4 separate regions of the Homo sapiens genome follow, and all the other regions are linked to region 1. A link is a contact called in ENCODE Hi-C or POLR2A ChIA-PET data. All regions are on one chromosome and are shown on one strand. Each heading gives the region's core, a stretch centred on a gene start or an enhancer-like site at or near the end of the contact. The rest is flanking DNA. Distances are from core to core; before and after follow the strand shown. Region 1 overlaps LOC105378519 (a long non-coding RNA gene). Region 2 has its middle 160 kb from the start of FGFR2. Region 3 overlaps LOC105378523 (a long non-coding RNA gene). Region 4 has its middle 150 kb from the start of LINC01153.

Region 1 (4,912 bases), core at 131-2,630:
AGATAGGGCATAGCCTGATGAGACAGAGCAGGCCCCACCCCTGCCCACCAGGGCTCCTTGCTGGCCAGTGGGAGGTGGAGGCCTTAGAGTTATAAGGAGCTGTCAGGTTGGTCCCACTGAAGCCACACTGGCTTTGGGCCCCTGGGAGCCTGACTGTGAGGCCTTTCTGAAACCTCAGGTAGGCCTGACAGACAGACAGGGCTGCAATCCAGGGCTGAGCGCCTGCCTGGAGATGGGGCTCCAGGAGGGACTGGGAGGGCTGCCTGGAGGCGGGGGCTGTTAAAATGCAGCTCTCTGGGCCCTGCACCAGCCCTTCTGAATCAGTGGAGCTGGACATCTATGTTTTAACAAGACCCTCCTTCCCAAGGATTCTAACACAACACTAAAGTGTGAGAAGCACAGCTTGGAAACATTTTGTTTTATTCATGCAGTCAACAGATATCCACAGAACATCCCCTCCCTTGGCACTCTCAGTTTCCTGTCCCCTGCAGCCAACAGGAAGTCAGCTCTTCCCCACAGATTCTCTCCCTCCTCAAGTTTCAATTCAATTTCACCTCCTCAGGGGCACCTTTTCCAAAATGGCTGCCATCTCCCGGCCCTCAACACCACATCCCCTCTCCTAGCTCCTTCTTGGCCTTTACCACTGGTGCAGATGAGCTTCTTGGAGTATTTATTTTACTCATTGCCATGCCTCCCCCTCTAGAATATAACCCCTTCCCCAGGGCCAGGGCCTGATACATGGGAATCATTCCTTTACTGCAGTGTTGCTGGGATATAATATGCCCATAAACCTACTGAGTATTTGATGAATGATGAATAAGGCCGCTACCACTCAGCAATTCATTCATTGCCTCTTCCCACAATGGGACAATGGGGCAGGTGCCTTTTGGATAAAGAGGGAAGGTGTAGGTGGCGGAAGCCTCCGAGCTCTGAAGACCCTGCATGGCTGTCTGCCCGCCCCTCCATGAAAGGGGCAGCTCTCCCAGGAAAGAGAGGAAGAGAGGCCAAGAGAGCTCACAAATGGGTGTCTTCTCTTGTGAGGAAGGATTCGGGGCTCAACACGCTTCCTGGGGCTGGGTCTGTACAGGTAGAAGGAAGAGGCCCAGTTGGCTCCAAGCCTGGGCCAGCCCCAGCCCTGCAGCCTGGCGGTGTGCAGGCACCCTCACTTCAGAACATGCTTGTATGCACTTGCTCTTCTGGCACGCCATGAACTGTTTCTTGGCTGCCTTGTTAGGAGATTAAGCTTTCTCTAAAAAGATGAAAAAAAAAATCTCTAGCAAAGGCCTGACTAGAGCTGACCCCCGAGGAGGCGGTGGCAATAACTGATGGGCACTACATTTGTCTAATTAATCTTCTTGTCAACAAAGTTGTTCTTTGCCGGTGCCAGCTCTGACATCATCCTGCAAGCTTGCCACACTGGTTCATATGCAGTTACAAAGGCTGCCTGTGACCCAGCACTACACTCCCTAACCACCCCCAACACGCTGCTGCCTGGAAATGGGTGGATGAGAACAGAGATGTCACACAGCTGCTGGCTTAGAAGGGGCACCGGGGAATCACAGCTTGAATGAAAGTTGGATAAAGATCTGGAAGGTTCAGGGGATCCCCAGGCTGGAAGGAGCCTGGTTTCTAAATAGGACACCGATGCCGACCATCTTTTTCAAGTTAAACTTTGGAAAGTTCCATTTGCCATGCAAACTACCCTTGCCCTGGATGGGTTGCCCCAAGAGTGACCCAGGAAAGTTTAGGTGGTAAAGTTGCAAAATCAAGTGGCTTCAGGGCCCAGGCAGAGATTTCACTTTCAGTGCCCTGGGATGAAATCTCTGGATGTCCACGAGGCTGACCTGGACTTCCCGGATTGGGAGGCCTTGTGGTCAAAAGCCGAGTCCAGTCCTGAACACCAGATCTAAATGTTCAAGAAGACTGTGCAGATTTACAGGCTAAATCAGAGTCCCTGGTAGCTGTTTCCGACCTCTGTATGGGGCTTTTAGAGTGAACTGTGGTCTCATCCAGGCGTTTCCCGACCATTGCATCCCACACAGGGCCTCCCTTCTGATTTTATCGTTAGTCTCTCTCCCTGTTGATTTCCTCCAAGTGCTCATCACTGTCCACACTCACCCTGTTTATTTCTGCTCACCGATCTGGCTTTTTAATCGAGGAGTCTGTGAATAAAATCTGGAGGAGGGGGGTCTATGAACTTGGACAGGAAAATATTTATATCATTATTTTCACTGTCTGAGATTTAACAATTTACTCAATTATGAAAATCGGCAACAAGCCACAGTGTATTAGCAGTGTCTGTGACTTTGTCTCCAACAGAAATCACAGCTGTTTTTCTATCACGTCGTAGTTGATGCAGTTATCTCAAAATATCAGCTGGGCTAATCACTATTTTGAAATGACTGTAGTTAATAGATTGGTCTGTAGATCCTGTTACATCCTCTATCAACGAAGAACATATACGAGTATAGCACCACTTAAAAATATTTTGATAACTGCATGACAGTATAATCGGTTTGTTTCATAATCCTGTGTATCTTAATTTATGCTTTTTTCAAATATTCTGGCCTCATGAGACTGGCAAGAAAGACTGTAAGCCATCTTTTCTGTTACTTTTTCTTTCTTTCTTTCTTTCTTTTTTTTTTCTATTTTTGAGACGGAGACTCTCACTCTGTCACCCAGGCTGGAGTGCAGTGGTGATCTCGGCTCACTGCAACCTCCGCCTCCCGGGTTCAAGCGATTCTCCTGCTTCAGCCTCCCGAGTTCTCTTTTCTATCCTTAGCCCCGACCTTGGGTTCTGGCACACAGTAAGTGCTCAAGACAATATTATTGACTGAATTAATGAAGGAACCACTGAACAAATGAATTAAATAAGTGAACTGAACAAATGAACATGAGCCTTAACGTGGCCGTGGGTCCACGTCCATGGACCCACGTATTCTGGAAGGTGCAGAAGTTTCCACGACCCTTTGCCACCTGAGCTTCTGTCTGTGCGACATCCACACTACCCACCAGGAGAGACGGGGGTCTTGCTACCTCCACTAAGAACAGTAGGAACAGCTCAGAGCTGACCACGGCGTCCCCACTAAACAAGACTCCACCGGCCCATTGCCTTTTTTGCTCCAGCCACACGGGCCTCCGGAGACCAGAGCTGGAGATAAGGGGATGATCCTTTTTTTTTTTTTATATTATACTTGAAGTTTTAGGGTACATGTGCACAACGTGCAGGTTTGTTACATATGTATACATGTGCCATGTTGGTGTGCTGCACCCATTAACTCATCATTTAGCATTAGGTATATCTCCTAATGCTATCCCTCCCCCCTCCCCCCACCCCACAACAGTCCCCAGTGTGTAATGTTCCCCTTCCTGTGTCCGTGTGTTCTCATTGTTCAATTCCCACCTATGAGTGAGAACATGCGGTGTTTGGTTTTTTCGTCCTTGTGATATTTTGCTGAGAATGATGGTTTCCAGTTTCATCCATGTCCCTACAAAGGACATGAACTCATCATTTTTTATGACTGCATAGTATTCCATGGTGTATATGTGCCACATTTTCTTAATCCAGCCTATCGTTGTTGGACATTTAGGTTGGTTCCAAGTCTTTGCTATTGTGAATAGTGCCGCTATAAATATACGTGTGCATGTGTCTTTATAGCTGCATGATTTATAATCCTTTGGGTATATACCCAGTAATGGGATGGCTGGGTCAAATGGTATTTCTAGTTCTAGATCCCTGAGGAATCGCCACACTGACTTCCACAATGGTTGAACTAGTTTACAGTCCCACCAACAGTGTAAAAGTGTTCCTATTTTTCCACATCCTCTCCAGCACCTGTTGTTTCCTGACTTTTTAATGATCGCCATTCTAACCGGTGTGAGATGGTATCTCACTGTGGTTTTGATTTGCATTTCTCTGATGACCAGTGATGATGAGCATTTTTTCATGTGTTTTCTGGCTGCAAAAATGTCTTCTTTTGAGAAGTGTCTGTTCATATCCTTCGCCCACTTTTTGATGGGGTTGTTTTTTTCTTGTAAATTTGTTGTTCATTGTAGATTCTGGATATTAGCCCTTTGTCAGATGAGTAGGTTGCAAAAATTTTCTCCCATTCTGTAGGTTGACTGTTCACTCTGATGGTAGTTTCTTTTGCTGTGCAGCTCTTTAGTTTAATTAGATAAGGGGATGATCCTAAAGGGACGCAGTGGTCCCGCCCATCGCCGCCTCTACAGGGAGGGAGCCGCGGCCCCGAGCTGGCCACGCGATGGCGCTGTGCACCCGGCCGCGGAGCCCCTGCACGTCCGGCTCCCGCTCGCGCTCTCGGCTCGAGCTCCGGACTCCAGGCTCGGAGCAGGGGTTCGGGCTACGGTTCCCGGCTCCGAGGGACCGCGGGGCTCTCTGCCTGGGAAGGAAGCTTGCGGGCCTCCTCGGGCCTCGCTGCAGCCCAGCTAGGTTAATCAATCAGCAGCCGCTCAGTCACCCATCCCTTCCGCATCAGTTGCGTGGGGCTGGGGATCATGCCTAGGGCGGGAGGCGTGGGAGCGCAGGGCGCCCCGGGTCCGGATCCGGCTACAGGGGCGAACAGAGCGGGTTCTCCATCCCCTGGGGTGAAATCTCTGGGCCCAGGCTTTGAGACCCTCTAACTCGCCTTGCACACCCTGTGTCTGCAGAGGAGGCTGTAGTTCAGAGGCCAAGCCCGCTGTCAGAAGGCAGCCAGGCGGACTTGAGTCCCAATTCCTCCTTCCTTTCTACCATCATTCTCTCTTTTGCAAAATGGGGATGATAAAGGTCCCGACCAGTTGGTAGGATTGACGGAGATGGGGCAGCACAGGGCTCCTAAGCACAGTGCCCCGCGCCCAGTCGGCACCGCGGGACGCATCGTCTGCAGCCGCGTGAGCTCGGGCAAGGCGACCT
Region 2 (4,447 bases), core at 211-2,710, 490 kb after region 1:
AAATCCAGACACGGCTGGGTGCTGTTTTGGGCCTGGCATTTCTTGGAAATTGCACCTTCCAGTTCTTGCCGTTGTTTAAACTCCCAGGTATCAATATATTTGCATGTTGTTTGAGGAAAAATGCAACAGAAACCGCCACAGGGGAATCAGATTTGGAAAGAATAAGGGCAACTCCAGAACAACACCTTTCTTTTTAAAAAACCCAAATGGCAGTGCAAACTGATGCTATCATTCCACTGGCCTCTGCTTGAGCGAATACATTAGCCTCAGCTCCTTCTAATCTGGAGAGGTCACATTACCTGCTGGAAAGCAGAGGAAACCCTAAATCACTTGACGCCAGAAAAAATAGCCAGGAAAACTCGAGTGAGCAGAGGAACCACAGATCTCCATTTAGGAAAGGGTCTCCTTAACCGGTCAGCTTCGGAAGGGCTTTAACTAGGAGATCCTCCAGCAGGAAAAACAAAGGGCTTGGTGCTTTGCTAAAACAAAAACACACAAACACAACTCCCTCACCTTTCAACATAACACCCTAACCCATTGTTAGGTTCTGGCCACTAGGATTTTTTGCCCAGAGCAGAGATCTGATTACTGTTATCTCCACTTGCATAACTACAAATGTTATCATTACTTCTCAACTGATATGGCTCTGTTTTACAAACACAATGGAAGGCTGTATGTACACTTGCCCTCTCACCAGAAGGGCTGGTTTAAAATAGATGAAAAAAAGAGAGAAGAAAGAGGGGGCTGGGAACTGAAAGGCAGGCCTGCTGAATGAGCCTTTCAGAAAGAATTATGTGATAGGTTTTGTGTGTGTGCTTTTTAAAAACGCTGCTGCCAAAGCTCAGAATTGAAAAGTATGCAGTGGGCATTGTTTCAGAAACACAATGATTTATTTTGCTGGTTCATTTTCAAACAAGGGCTTTCTCCTTATTCCCTGAAATGTGTTTTGGGCCCAAATCTTCAAAATGTGAGGAACAGAAGTTATGCAGAGAGCCGGGTCCGATTCAAGATAAACAAGCATTATATTATAAATATGACAGTGGCATATCCCTGGCCTCCAAAGAGCCTCGTCTGTTTGCCCAGACTGCAGGCATTTTCTCCATCCAAAAAAAAAAAAAAAACCCCAAAAAAACCCAAAAAACAAAACAAAAAAAAACCTCACAGGGGTAGAAGCAGGGTTCCTCTGGTCAGCCTTCCTGGCTGCAGGGCCGGAGAGAGGCCTGGTCATTGAGCCCCTCAAAGCCAGAGCTTGTATACACAGGCTGGGTCAAAATCAGGAGTACAAGACATGTGGCTTCTTTGTTTTCCTGGTCCCATCCCACAAAGCTGAAGCCTCATCCCCGTTAATTCCCACTCTGTTTCCTCCAAGATTGCATGGAAGTTCCTGGAGGCTCACTCGGGCCTGGCTGTGGGAGGTAGGCCAGAGAAGGGGAAGGATCTGATCCTCAAGGGGGCCATCTGTCCACACAGCAGCTACTAGCAGGACTCTCCTGCCTCTGGCCCTCTGCCCACGCCACTCTTAGCCATACTGGACTGCAGAGTTTGCACCGTGAAGTGGGCAAAGCTTTGCTGCAGGCCCTCTCAGGTTGGGCCCCTTCTAGAACCCTTACTTGATTTTTTTAACAATATATTTTTTTAATTATAACTAATTCACATGCCATAAAATTCACCCTTTTAAAGTGGACAATTCGGTGTTTTGTAGTATATTTGCAGACGTGTCCAATGATCACACAAATTCCAGAACATTTCATCACCCCCAAAAGAGACACTGCCTGTATCTCATCTGAAATTTATCATTTCTAATTTTGTTTTCTAAAGAGGGTCTCAAATTGTTTAAACCTTAAGTCATCTAACAATTAAATTCACCTCTGGATTCAGAGACCTCCTGTAAAGCAGCCTCAGGTCAGCCTCCCTAAGATCACTGGACAGATCATTCTACTCCAGAACCAGAGACCCCGGGCGATGGGAGGCGTGGATGCCCTGGATCGCAGATCCCCGCCACCTGCCTGGGGTTTCTGGTTTTACCACCATTTCCCCAGGTCCTGGGCAGGATGCACAGTCCCCTCTGGAGGACCCAGCTAAACCCAACCTCTCTTGCTTCTCTGGGGCATCTCCCCAGTCCTGAGAGCATGGGGACCCCATAACCTAACTCTTCATCTAGTTCTCCTTTTAAGCCCAAACCACAAGAATTTGACTCTCTCATTCTCTGAATTGTGTCATCCCTTATCTGAGGCTGGGAGGAGAAAGAAGTAGCTGCCTCATCAAAGGTCACAAAATAACTGAAAGTAATGCTTGGAAGTTGCTGAGAACAGCCATGGACATCAGGCTTAAGTGGTACAGGGTTCACCTGCAGCAGAAAGGAGAAAGCAAAGGTACAACACCCAGCCGCTCCCCAGCTTTTGGTCCCCTAAGGCCATCGGATCTGCTCTGTAGCTGAGGTAGGTGATGGGGCTGCGTACAGCCTGCTTCATGCTGCAGTTGAAGAAAAGGACCCACTCTTCCCCTGTGGGGGGGATCACAAAATAACTGAAAGTAATGGTTACCAAAACCCCTCCAGGGCCAATTTATCCAATTACTCTCCTGATACACATGGCATAATACAGCTCCAGACTTGCAGCAATTGAAATGTCACTGCCTGGAGGCTGCTCCAAGCAGAGCCAAGGGTGATGCCAAGTGGCCTTGTAGCAGGAACCCTCCCTGAGATTCATACCCCTTCCTCAAAAAAGGAGGTGGCTTTATGAGCCATCTAAAAAAATTTTTTTTAAATAAAAAAAAAGGACCCAGGGCTCCTTTCCCCTTGACACTGCCACCTGAAGAAACAGTGGGGCTGGGAGCCATGGTTGCAAAGATGAAGCTCTGCTCAAAGAATCAGGGCCCAGGGGGTCCTGGTCTACCATAAAATCATTAATTTGGGGTTATATATTCACTTTCACACTCTGAACCTCCATTTACCACCTGCAACATGCCAAGCTACTTTGGTTGTAGTTCTCTAGTACTCCCTGGTGAGATCTCATCTCCCTTCAGGGATCACTTGATTTGTGTTTTTACTTGATTTCACTTAATTGAAAAGACTGAGAAATGGATGGAACACAAAGAAAGCCCAAAATTCCCCTTGGGTGGCCCAGGGCAAACATCTGAGGTCATTTGCTGCCCTGGAAGAAGACTGTCTGAATGATGGAGCCAGGCCAGGTGGAGGAGCCCCAGGTCAGCTTTCTATCCTGGGAAAGAGGAAAGGAAGCCAGCACTTTCCAGTCACTTCTACATCAGTAAATGGCAGGCCTGAGGTTGGAGCCATCACCAAGGGTCCAAATAGTGGTGGTGAGGGTAATGGTGACAATGATAATGGCAGCAGCTCCCCTGTGTTCCCTTGCCAAGCACTGTGCAGTGCAGTTCACATTCAGGACTTTGTTTACTTCTCACCACCATTTTATGATGCAGGTACTGATATTATCCCTGTTTTGCAGATGAGGAGAAAGCACATTAAAGAGGTGAGAACATTTGACCAGGGTCATACAACTAGGTATTGAGAGAGAAGCACTTTCACTCCGTCCACCTGCCTCTGGACTCTTGCTCTTAACCACTGCTCTACGCTTCCTCATCTGGGAAAGGCCAAGAACAGGCCATCCTCTGGTTCCAGTGCAGAGATGGCCTTCCCAGCCTGGACCAAGCAATGAAGTGGGTTTAGGCTTCCCTCATGTTAGGATTGAACTTTTATTGCTTTATTTTCTATGGGAAATGGATATCTGACCTCAAAAGTAACTATTAATATCTCAATTATCTAGGGGAGAAAATGCAACCCTACCTCACACCACATGGCCAAATAAATTCCATCTGTATCAAAGATTAAATGATACATTGAAATCATAAAAATACAAGAAAAATAGTATTATAATATTGGAATGGGGAAGACTGTTATAAGTAATCACTTAACTTAAAAGTCTTAGAAAGAAAAACTGGAGCACTTGAACACATTATTTTTTTTTCCTGGGAAGGAAAACAATGCTATTAATAAAGCTAACGGGTAAATGATAAACATATCACAAACAGACATCAGTTGCTTTATAAGTATCTCCTACAAAACAAAGGCCAACAGAAAATATAGGCGAAGGCTATGAAAAGCTCATAGCAAAGAAATTATGACAGTCTTTTAAAATATATTAAAAGGTGTACACCATTGCTCATAATAAGAAAGTTCCAAATTAAAACTCCCCATCTGGTTGCCAAAAACCTACAAGGATCTGCAAGAGTGTGGGGAAACACATTCTCAACCAGTGGATGGAGGTCATGCACATCCACTCAGCCTCCAGGGACAGCAATTAGGCAATCAGTATTTGATCATGCAATTCTACTTTTAGGAATTCAGACTACAAATATGTGCAGATATGTAGGGAGTGGTTATATACAAGAATATGTATTGTATCATTGGTTTTAATAGTGAAAGTTTAGT
Region 3 (4,942 bases), core at 1,747-4,246, 320 kb after region 1:
GAACACTTTTCACCACAAGATTTGCCTTTCAAAACTATTCTACATATATACCTTCCCTTGTAAAACAATTACCTATTGCCTGCAACTTTTTATACTTCTCTTGCAACACTCCCTAATTTTTTAAAATTACTGACTCCTGTTTTAAGCTACTCATCATACTACCCATTACAGTTTTTAATAATGAGAGTAAGATATGGTTCATTAGTGTTGTTAACACCTGTTATGTTTTAGAAGTGTTAACTACCGTGTCTCTTCTAATTATCTTGAACTAGTAAATTATTACATCCTAGAAAATGGCCGATTTTTTCCGGGATTAAGCTGAAACATTTGAATTCAGATGTTTTGTGCATCTGTACCCATGGGCCAAGCATAACCTCAGGCTGTGCTTAGTGAGCTTGGAAATTAACCATCTTTTCCCAATTCTTGGATTATTTTTATATATTTTACAGGCAAGCAAAATCTCAAGTGGAGCAATTTACCACAATTTTATAGTGGCACAATTTACAACAATTTTGTAGTTGTAAATTGCTCCACTTGATAAAGATAGTTATTTTAATAATCATAGTTTAAGAATACAAGTTTTTGAGATTGTCTTGTGAGTTACTTTCTGTCTATTCATAGATAAATTAATGTTGTGGTAAGCAGATGATCTAGACTATAAGACAGAAACTAATGGATTTAAGTGACATGAAAAGGAAACTATTGTTATCAATACTGTTTTACAAATGAGGAAATGAGGCACTGAGGTTCTTAATGACAGACACAGAGCCAGGGAATTGCAGTCAAGATTTGAGTCAAGGCAATCTGACCCCACAGTTCACACTCTAAGCCAATATGCTTTACTGGGCAAAGAAACGTAAAAGAATTGCAAATTATCATAAGGGATACAAAGGGAAAATAGGATAAGTAGGGTTAGGATGTAATAGTTACTATTACTATTGTTGTCTCTTGGACGCTTGGGTGGGGAATCTACTCTAGAAGGGGTATTTCAGGGAAGGCACTTGTGTCCTGAAAGATGGGATGCATGCAGCTGTGGGAAGAGCAAGTGCATTCCAAGTAGAGAGGCAGTACATGCAAAGGCCCTGAGACCAGTGTGATTGCAGCACCAAAGGCATCAGGTGGCACAAGATGTGGCTGAAGAGCTAGGTCAAGGCCAGGTCATGTGTGTGGCCTTAAAGATCTTGCTATGGAGAGCATCTCATGCATACCCCAAATGTCTCATGCGTGGTGCCTGACACATAGTAGGTGCTCAGTAAAAGATTAGTGAATCCTCAAGCTGAATTACAATTAAGCTTGTTTAAAGGCTGAGTCATTATTGGTAAGGGGCGGCGATTAGACAAGAGGACCAGGTCTATATAAAACCAGACAGCCAGTTGGCTTTGATTAGCCCATGCATCTGCAAGGAGCCATCTCATGTGAACCAGGATCAACACTGACAGCCAGTCGCATTCTCAACATCTGGTTTACTTCCAGCTCAAAATGGGAACTTTCCATTGCCTCTGGTCACTTGAATCCTCTAGTCCCCAAAGGAACTCAACTAACCAGGCATGCTAATTGGATCGAGTCAGGAACCAAGGTTTCAATTAGATCAGGGCGCTCCTCTTCATGACAGCCCGAAACAGGCATTCCCATGGGGTGAATTTAGTCTTAGGCCAGGCATCCAGGGGAAAACAAGTCCTTAATTTGCCAAAGCCAGTCCAGGATCCAGTTGGATTTTCATTCAGACACATGCCTGGATTGCCATACTGAACACTCCCTGGCCTAATGGACATAATTCATGGTCTGCACCCCTCCCAGGCAGTGCAGAAACAAAACAACGTTGTCCTCACCTGGCTGTCTGGGCCCTTCAAATATTTCTCTGCTGACAATAATCACAAGTCAGCCTTTGACCAGGCCACACTTCACATCCTTGACCTAGAACTTGCACACTACTCTTGCTCCTGAAACCTTCAATCATAGTTTTGTGACTCTCTTTTGGGTCCTTTTCACCCCCTGGGCTACCTCAAAATGCCTGAAACATTCCAGATCTGGGCAAACAGCGGTTTAGGTCTCCCGAGGTGGGCATCATGTGACCACAACACAGAAGGCTCCTGATTCTTTCTGACCACACACCCCCCATCACCTCCTGTGAACATTTCACTGTAACATGTCGATGGCAACTTTGGGGTTCCCCACACAGCTCCATGAGAGGCACTCGACCCATTCTTATGGTATGCTATTCCCTCCTGGTTACCGGAACAGAAGGAGTGGGGAGTTTAAAGGCCACTGTCTTGATTTATGAGACTTGTCTCTGAGTCTGATCGTTAACTGCTGTAGTACTTAGATAGTAAAACCAAGCTTAAATAAACGATCACAGAGCATGTGGAAGGTCTTCACACACACCCTCCCCTGGTGCTCCCAGAGGGGTTGTTGAAAGCTTAAAGAGAGCCCAGGCCCACTCAAGGTGCTGGGTGGGAAGGTCTGCAGGATGACAGCAGGCCAGCTCCCTAGGGTAGAACACATCCTTGACACGGGTTTGTTTTGAACACGGACCTTGAACATGGCCTAGCCTCAGGAAAGTAGCTTCAGAACGTCTTCTGAGCCATTCAATCTATTTAAATGCCTTCTGGTGCCGCTATACTGTTCTTCATTTTTGTCTCAGCAACTCGGTTGCTCCTAGATTCTCTTTCAGCCCCAGCCTTCCTCCATTGCCTCATATTTTACTCACAGGACTGAGCTGTTGAAAGATTTGTGGAGCAATATCTATATGTTATTTTAAAAGCAGTTTAGGTGGAACAAAAATCCTCGTTTGAGCCTTTGTTGTTCTCAGGAATTAGGTAAATTGAGCTCAGAAACAGATTTCAGCACCAAAAAAGATTGTTTAGAACATCTTTTAAAATCCAATTCTGACAGAGACAATTTATTGCTTTGGTTAAGCAAGCACAGTCTTGTTGACCCTGCTGCAGTCTTACCTTCTATCAAGAAAGGGCAAAGAAAGCTCCGTGGACCTGGCAGTCTTTTTTATTGATTCCATAATTGATGTCAGAATTGCATTCGTCACCGAGTACATTAACTCTTTTTAAAAAGCAGCTCCCTGGTTTCTTCGTGTTATGACAATGTTGCCCTCTTTACTGCGATGAAGGAACATTCCTGGTTCCTGAAAAGTCCTTCATGACTTAATAGTGTTAAAAACACACCCTACTGAGTCTTTAATTATATCAAGCTACTGTAGTGTTGAAATCAGCTAAATTGCAACTCTTGCAGGAGTGACCCAGGCGACAAGAGGGGTGAGCTGCAAACATCTGGACAGCTTTCCCAGCAACTTATGATGGTTAGAGGTTTATTAATAAAACACAGCTGAATGGAAAGGGGGTCCTGCCTTTTGTATTTATTTTGTGTCCTACATGTACACCACCACCTGATCTCTTCTCAGCATGATTACAGAAGGGTTTATTTTTTTCTTGGTAAACCTTAAATTTGCACAAGAAATTCATTTGGCCTTCTTTAAAGATTCACCTACACAGGGCTTTAACCTGCTAATAAGCCCCATGCTGGTACAATTAGTCACCAATTCTAAGACTCTTTTCTAAAATAAATGTGAGAAGACAATTCCTAATTCAGGTTTCCCTCCTTGGTGTGTTTTGATAATTGACAGCAGTACAAAAATAGAAACATGAACTCATTACAAATATATTTAAAAGAAAAAATTATGTTGAGCTCATGAATATGAAAATACAATAAGTAGGCAGAGGAGAGTTTTCACATGAAATAAGATCAAGCATGGGAAGGTGCAGTATATACTGCTTGGAATATAATACATCCAACAAACACGGAATATATGAATCAAAGAAGTTATAAAGCACAGGCTTTTGGGATTTAAAAGAAAATCAAAGACAGCTGGGCACAGTGGCTCACTCCTATAATCCAAGCACTTTGGGAGGCCAAGGCGGGCAGATCACGAGGTCAGGAGATTGAGACCATCCTGGCTAACATGGTGAAACCACATCTCTACTAAAAATACAAAAAATTAGCCGGGCATGGTGGTGGATGCCTGTAGTCCCAGCTACTTGGGAGGCTGAGGCAGGAGAATAGCGTGAACCCGGGAGACGGAGCTTGCAGTGAGCCGAGATCGCGCCACTGTACTCCAGCCTGGGTGACAGAGGGAGACTCTGTCTCAAAAAAATAAAAAATAAAAATAAAAATAAAGAAAAGAAAAGAAAAAATAAAAGAAAATCAAAGATTATAAATATAGTAATATTTGGGAGTTTATTTTTTTCTCTAAATCCTGTCAGAGAGAAAGCAGTTCTCATTTACTTAAATACACTTCAAGCTGAATCACTCATGAAATGTCATTTTATTTAAAATATGTCAATGATACTTGAATAAACACATCCACAACCACTAAATTCATCAAATGAAAACAATGGACTGGGAAAGTTCATTTCTATCACAGGAAAATTTCAAGCAGTTATGAAGCCCAGATATTTCAATGATCTTGGGATGATTGTAGTTAAATTTCTTTGTGTGGCTGCGCCTAAACCCAGACGGGAGAAACAAGTGCAAACTGGCTGAGTTCATTGCTGTCCATATAAGGTGTATTCCAAACACGTCTTTCTATGCCAGCACATTGGCAGAACATTAAATCTTTGTATGCAAAACAAAGAAGGCCATTAAAGTAATTAATTATATATAGATTATGTAATTTTTTAAAATCCCATTTGCCCCAATTATTGGCTCAATTGAGAAAATTTAGGTGGGATTGTTGGGAAAATTATTTCTATATTTTATCCCCTTTGTACCCTGAAGACTGTTTGCAAGGACTTGAAGAGCTGAGAACACACAGGCCCCAGGAATGCCCATGCCTCTCTTATCTTGAATTTATTTTCTTAAGTGCTCTAACAAGAGTAGCAAGTGTGAACATCTGTCTCAACATGTAGTCGCAGACTTTATTTTCACTAGGAAA
Region 4 (4,493 bases), core at 746-3,245, 380 kb after region 1:
AATTTCAGGTGGCACCATTCATGCTGTATCCTATGAATTGCATGCATGAAAACACAACCATTCATTCTGTGTTCTATGTCCCTGGAATTGGGCAGTACTTTGAAACTAAATAAATATATATATTTCCTGAGTTTTCTGTCAAGTTTAACTCATGAATGGGGGCATTCCCCAGTTTTGTGCCTGGGGAAGAAATATTCTATTTTAACATACATGTAACTTTTAGATCTTTCTTTGCAGTGTCATCTCAGTACCACGATTTACTGTAAGGCAGTAGTTCTCAACCAGAGGCTAGAGATGGGAGAATCTTGCCCCCCAGGAGATATTTGGAAACGTCTTGGGGCACTTTTGTCCCATCTGAAGGCAGGGGGCACTAATGGTATGTAGCACATAGAGGTCAGTGATGCAGTGAACAGCAGCCCCCACTTCCCAGGTAGACATTTCTCCTTTGTACTGGCCAAATGCCCTCCTTCATTGAGAACAGAAAGGAGAAAATGTTTTGATGGTCTAAAGCGGAAGTCCCCAACCTTTTTGGCCCCAGTGACTGGTTTCATGGAAGACTATTTTTCCACAGATCAGGAGGGTGGGGAGATGGTTTCAGGATGAAACTGTTCCACCTTAGATCAACAGGTATTAAATTCTCATAAGGAGTGTGCAACCTAGATCCCTCCCATGCACAGTTCACAGTAGGGCTCGCGCTCCTATGAGAATTTAATGCTGCCACTGATCTGATAGGAGGCGGAGCTCAGGTGGTAATGCTCACCTACCTGCCATTCACCTCCTGCTGTGCCGCCCAGTTCCTCACAGACCACGGACCAGTACTGGTCTGTGACTCAGGGGTGGGGGACCCCTGGTCTAAAGCTCAAGGAGGTGGAACATAACATTCCACTCCAGTGTGCACCTTACCCGGTGGCTTCCTTCTCAGGAGCACAGTATGTAAGCAGGGAAAGGAGTAACCTGCTTTGCAGCAGAGAGGCCTGGCAAACACTCCTCAGCAGGCAGTTAATGTCAACATCAACAGCCATGAGTCATGTTGATAGAATGTACCCTAGACACGGTATGATGAGAATAGCACCTTACCTCCCCCAAACCCATAACCCTACCCTGAGCATGAAAAAAAAAATCAGAAAAAAAAAATTCCAATTGAGGGACATTTTATGACATACTTGACCAGTATTTCAGATCAAAATGAGGAAAGTCATTGAAAACAAGGGAAGTCTGAGAAACTGTCACTATCAAGGGGAACCTTAGGAGACATGACAGCTAAACATGATATGAGATCCTGGGTGGGATCCTCGATAGGATCCTGAAACCAAAAAACGAGATTAGATGAAAGCTACGGAAATCAGAATAGCACATGCACTTAATAATAACAATATACTAATACTAATTCATTTGTTATGACAAATGTACCACACTAATAAAACATGTCGGCTAGGCATGGTGGCTCATGCCTGTAATTCCAGCACTTTGGGAGGCTGAGGCAGGCAGATCACTTGAGTTCAGGAGTTTGAGACCAGCCCGGCCAACATGGTGAAACCCCATCTCTACTAAAAATACAAAAACTAGCTGGGCATGGTGACACATGTGTGTAATCCCAGCTACTCTGGAGGCTGAGGCAGAAGAATTGCTTGATACCGGGAGGCAGATATTGCAGTGAGCTGAGGTCATGCCACTGCACTCCAGCCTGGGTGACAGAGCAAGACTCTACCAAAAAAAAAAAGTCAATAATGGGGAAACTAGGTGTGAGGTATACAGGAACTCTATTATCTTTGCAATTTTTTTGTAAATCTAAAATCATTCTAAAATGAAACATATTTTAACGATGATATGAGGGATATAGGAGAACTATAAAGAATCTTCCAGCAGTTACAAAGGTCAAAAGGGAAATTGCTCATAAAGAGACATTACAGAAGTATACAATGAGTTGGAGAAATGATCAACTCATCAGGTTTGACTCTCAGGAGTCCTGAGGACAAAAGAATAACCTTGTGTTTGAACAATAAATTTTTGAACACATATTACAGGTAACATGCTGAGAAATGACTCATATGTGAGTCACAGTAAGATTGTAATCTACTCGCAAACTTACATGATATGATTGAACAAGACTGAATAGTGTCTGATAAAACAATGTGAGCAGTGGTTTCCAAACTGTGTTCTGTTGAACCTGTGACCCACCGAAGTCTGGTCTAGGTCTGCTTAAACATATTTTAACTATTTTTACTACTGTAATAAAAAGTAGCACCATCTCACAACTGTCTCCTGTAACCTAACACACAGGAGATCGATAACACACACATTTATATTTGGTTCTAAGAACTAAGCTTCTCCTGCCATCCCTGAATGCAGGTTGGAATTTATAAAGGGGCATTAAGCAGGAGGGATGACACCTCATGCTCATCTTTTTACAAACACCCACCTCTGTGTGTGCTCTTTAGATATAGTTGTGCAAATGAAGATTCCACACAACGTTGGACAAATTGCCTTCTCTCACACCAGCTACATCAGTGATGAAAACTGGAAAAAGAAATTAAAGTTGGCCAGGCACGGTGGCTCACGTCTGTAATCCCAGCATTTTGAGAGGCCAAGGAGGGCGGATCACGAGGTCAGGATTTTGAGACCAGCCTGACCAACATGGTGAAACCCTGTCTCTACTAAAAAAAATACAAAAGTTAGCCAGGTGTGGTGGCACATCCTGTAATCCCAGCTACTCAGGAGGCTGAGGCAGGTGTATCACTTGAACCTGGGAGGTGGAGGTTGCAGTGAGCCAAGATCATGCCACTGCACTCCAGGTTGGGCAACAGAACAAGACTCTGTCTCAACAAAAAGAAAAAAAGAAATTAGAATTGTTGGGAGAATTAACCTAATGGACACAAAGTCCTTAACATGCTGCCTGGCCCATAGTGATGCCCAATAAATGTTAGTTTGCTCTTTTAATTTCATTACGCCATTTTTAGCCTGTTCTACTTGCCAACCTTGCAAGAGGTAAGAGGTCTCATGTTTCAAAAGCAAATCATGCTTATTCACATTTCCATACTCATACCTCCCTCTACGTGGAGCACCCTTCTTTCAAGATCCTTACAGATGAGGTCATCTCCTTCCACAAACCTGTCCTTTCCAACACCCCTAGACAGGGGCAGTCTCTCTCCGCCCATGTCCCTACAGTGCTGGGACCACACTTCTCATATAGTCCTCATTAAACCATAAGTAGTTGTCCGTATTTTTTTTCACTAATATATTGGGGTAAAATTGATATAAAATAAAACCACTTAAAATGTACAATTTAGGGTGGGCGCGGTGGCTCACATCTGTAATCCTAGCACTTTGGGAGGCCGAGGCCGGCAGATGACGACGTCAGGAGATCAAGACCATCTCTGGCTGACATGGTGAAACCCCAACTCTATTAAAAATACAAAAAATTAGCCGGATGTGGTGGCACGTGCCTGTAGTCCCAGCTACTCAGGAGGCTGAGACAGGACAATCGCTTGAATCCAGGAAGCAGAGATTGCAGTGAGCTGAGATCACGCTACTGCATTCCAGCCTGGGTGACAGAGTGAGACTCCATCTCAAAAAAAAAAAAAAAGTACAATTTAATGGCATTAAGTACATTCACAATGTTGTGCATGTATTACCGTTAATTCTAAGAATTTTCATCACTTCGAAAGGAAATTCCGTAGCCATTAAGCAGCCACTCCCCATTCCCACCTGCCCCCAGTTCTGGCAACCACAAATCTTTCTGTCTCTATGGATGTACCAATTTTTGATATTTCATGTAAATTGAATCATTCAATATGTAACCCTTAGTGTCTGGCTTCTTTCACCTAACATAGTATTTTCAAGGTTCATCCATGTCGTAGCATGTATCAGCACTTTGTTCCTTTTTATGGCTGAATACTATTCCATTGTATGGCTATGCCACATTTTTATTCATTTGTTGATAGACATTTGAGATGTCCACATCTTTTGGCTATTGTAAATAGGTCTGCTGTAAACATTCATGTATTTCTTTAATGGCTGTTTTCAGTTCTTTAGGGTATATACTTAGGAGTAGAATTGCTGGATCATAGGCTAATTCTATGATTAAATGTTTGAGGAAACTCCAAACTGTCTCCATAGTGGCTGCACTATTTTACATTCCCAGCAGTAGTGTGTGAGGGTTCCAATTCTCCATATCCTCACCAACACTTTTTTTCTTTTTTTATTATTATTATTATTATTATTATTATTATTATTATTGCCATCCTAGTGGATATGAAGTAGTTCCTCATTGTGGTTTTATTTTTGAGACAGAGTCTAACTCTGTTGCCCAGGCTGGAGTGCAGTAGTGCGATCTTGGCTCACTGCAACCTCTGCCTCCCAGGTTCAAGCCATTCTCCTGCCCCAGCCTCCCGAGTAGCTGGGACTACAGGTGCATGCCACCACAGCCGGCTAATGTTTGTTTGTTTGTTTGTTTGTTTTTAGTAAATATGGGGTTTCACTATGTTGGCTAGGTT

Evidence for each region. Hi-C counts contacts between places; a loop is a spot of excess contacts on that map. ChIA-PET counts read pairs that join two places held with the same protein, here RNA polymerase II (POLR2A). Pooled maps may share reads with other maps.
Region 2: a loop to region 1 is called in a map of Caco-2, with 4 times the contacts of the local background. The contact joins two enhancer-like sites. A Hi-C loop is called at or near these places in 2 of 168 maps with a recorded cell type or tissue (Caco-2 and prostate gland), 2 of 37 single-sample maps with no recorded cell type and 5 of 50 pooled maps.
Region 3: a loop to region 1 is called in a map of DLD1, with 10 times the contacts of the local background. The contact joins two enhancer-like sites. A Hi-C loop is called at or near these places in 1 of 168 maps with a recorded cell type or tissue (DLD1) and 2 of 50 pooled maps. POLR2A ChIA-PET finds 5 or more read pairs at or near these places in 1 of 52 experiments (T-cell).
Region 4: a map of HCT116 shows a loop between it and region 1 (32-fold over the local background). The contact joins two enhancer-like sites. A Hi-C loop is called at or near these places in 4 of 168 maps with a recorded cell type or tissue (HCT116, MCF 10A, dorsolateral prefrontal cortex and 1 more).

What each region holds. Positions count from the first base shown.
Region 1 is chr10:120,944,800-120,949,711 of GRCh38, forward strand. The region is part of intron 2 of LOC105378519 (a long non-coding RNA gene); the gene reads right to left. Among named protein-coding and RNA genes, the nearest start is that of WDR11, 96 kb to the left of the region's middle. Within about 2 kb of position 1,381, at least 8 of the 41 ENCODE cell types and tissues checked have a DNase peak (open chromatin) inside an H3K27ac peak, as active enhancers do.
Region 2 is chr10:121,436,356-121,440,802 of GRCh38, forward strand. No RefSeq gene overlaps it. Among named protein-coding and RNA genes, the nearest start is that of FGFR2, 160 kb to the right of the region's middle. Within about 2 kb of position 1,461, at least 2 of the 41 ENCODE cell types and tissues checked have a DNase peak (open chromatin) inside an H3K27ac peak, as active enhancers do.
Region 3 is chr10:121,260,656-121,265,597 of GRCh38, forward strand. All of the region lies in intron 1 of LOC105378523 (a long non-coding RNA gene), which reads right to left. Among named protein-coding and RNA genes, the nearest start is that of LINC01153, 85 kb to the left of the region's middle. Within about 2 kb of position 2,997, at least 3 of the 41 ENCODE cell types and tissues checked have a DNase peak (open chromatin) inside an H3K27ac peak, as active enhancers do.
Region 4 is chr10:121,324,041-121,328,533 of GRCh38, forward strand. No RefSeq gene overlaps it. Among named protein-coding and RNA genes, the nearest start is that of LINC01153, 150 kb to the left of the region's middle. Within about 2 kb of position 1,996, at least 2 of the 41 ENCODE cell types and tissues checked have a DNase peak (open chromatin) inside an H3K27ac peak, as active enhancers do.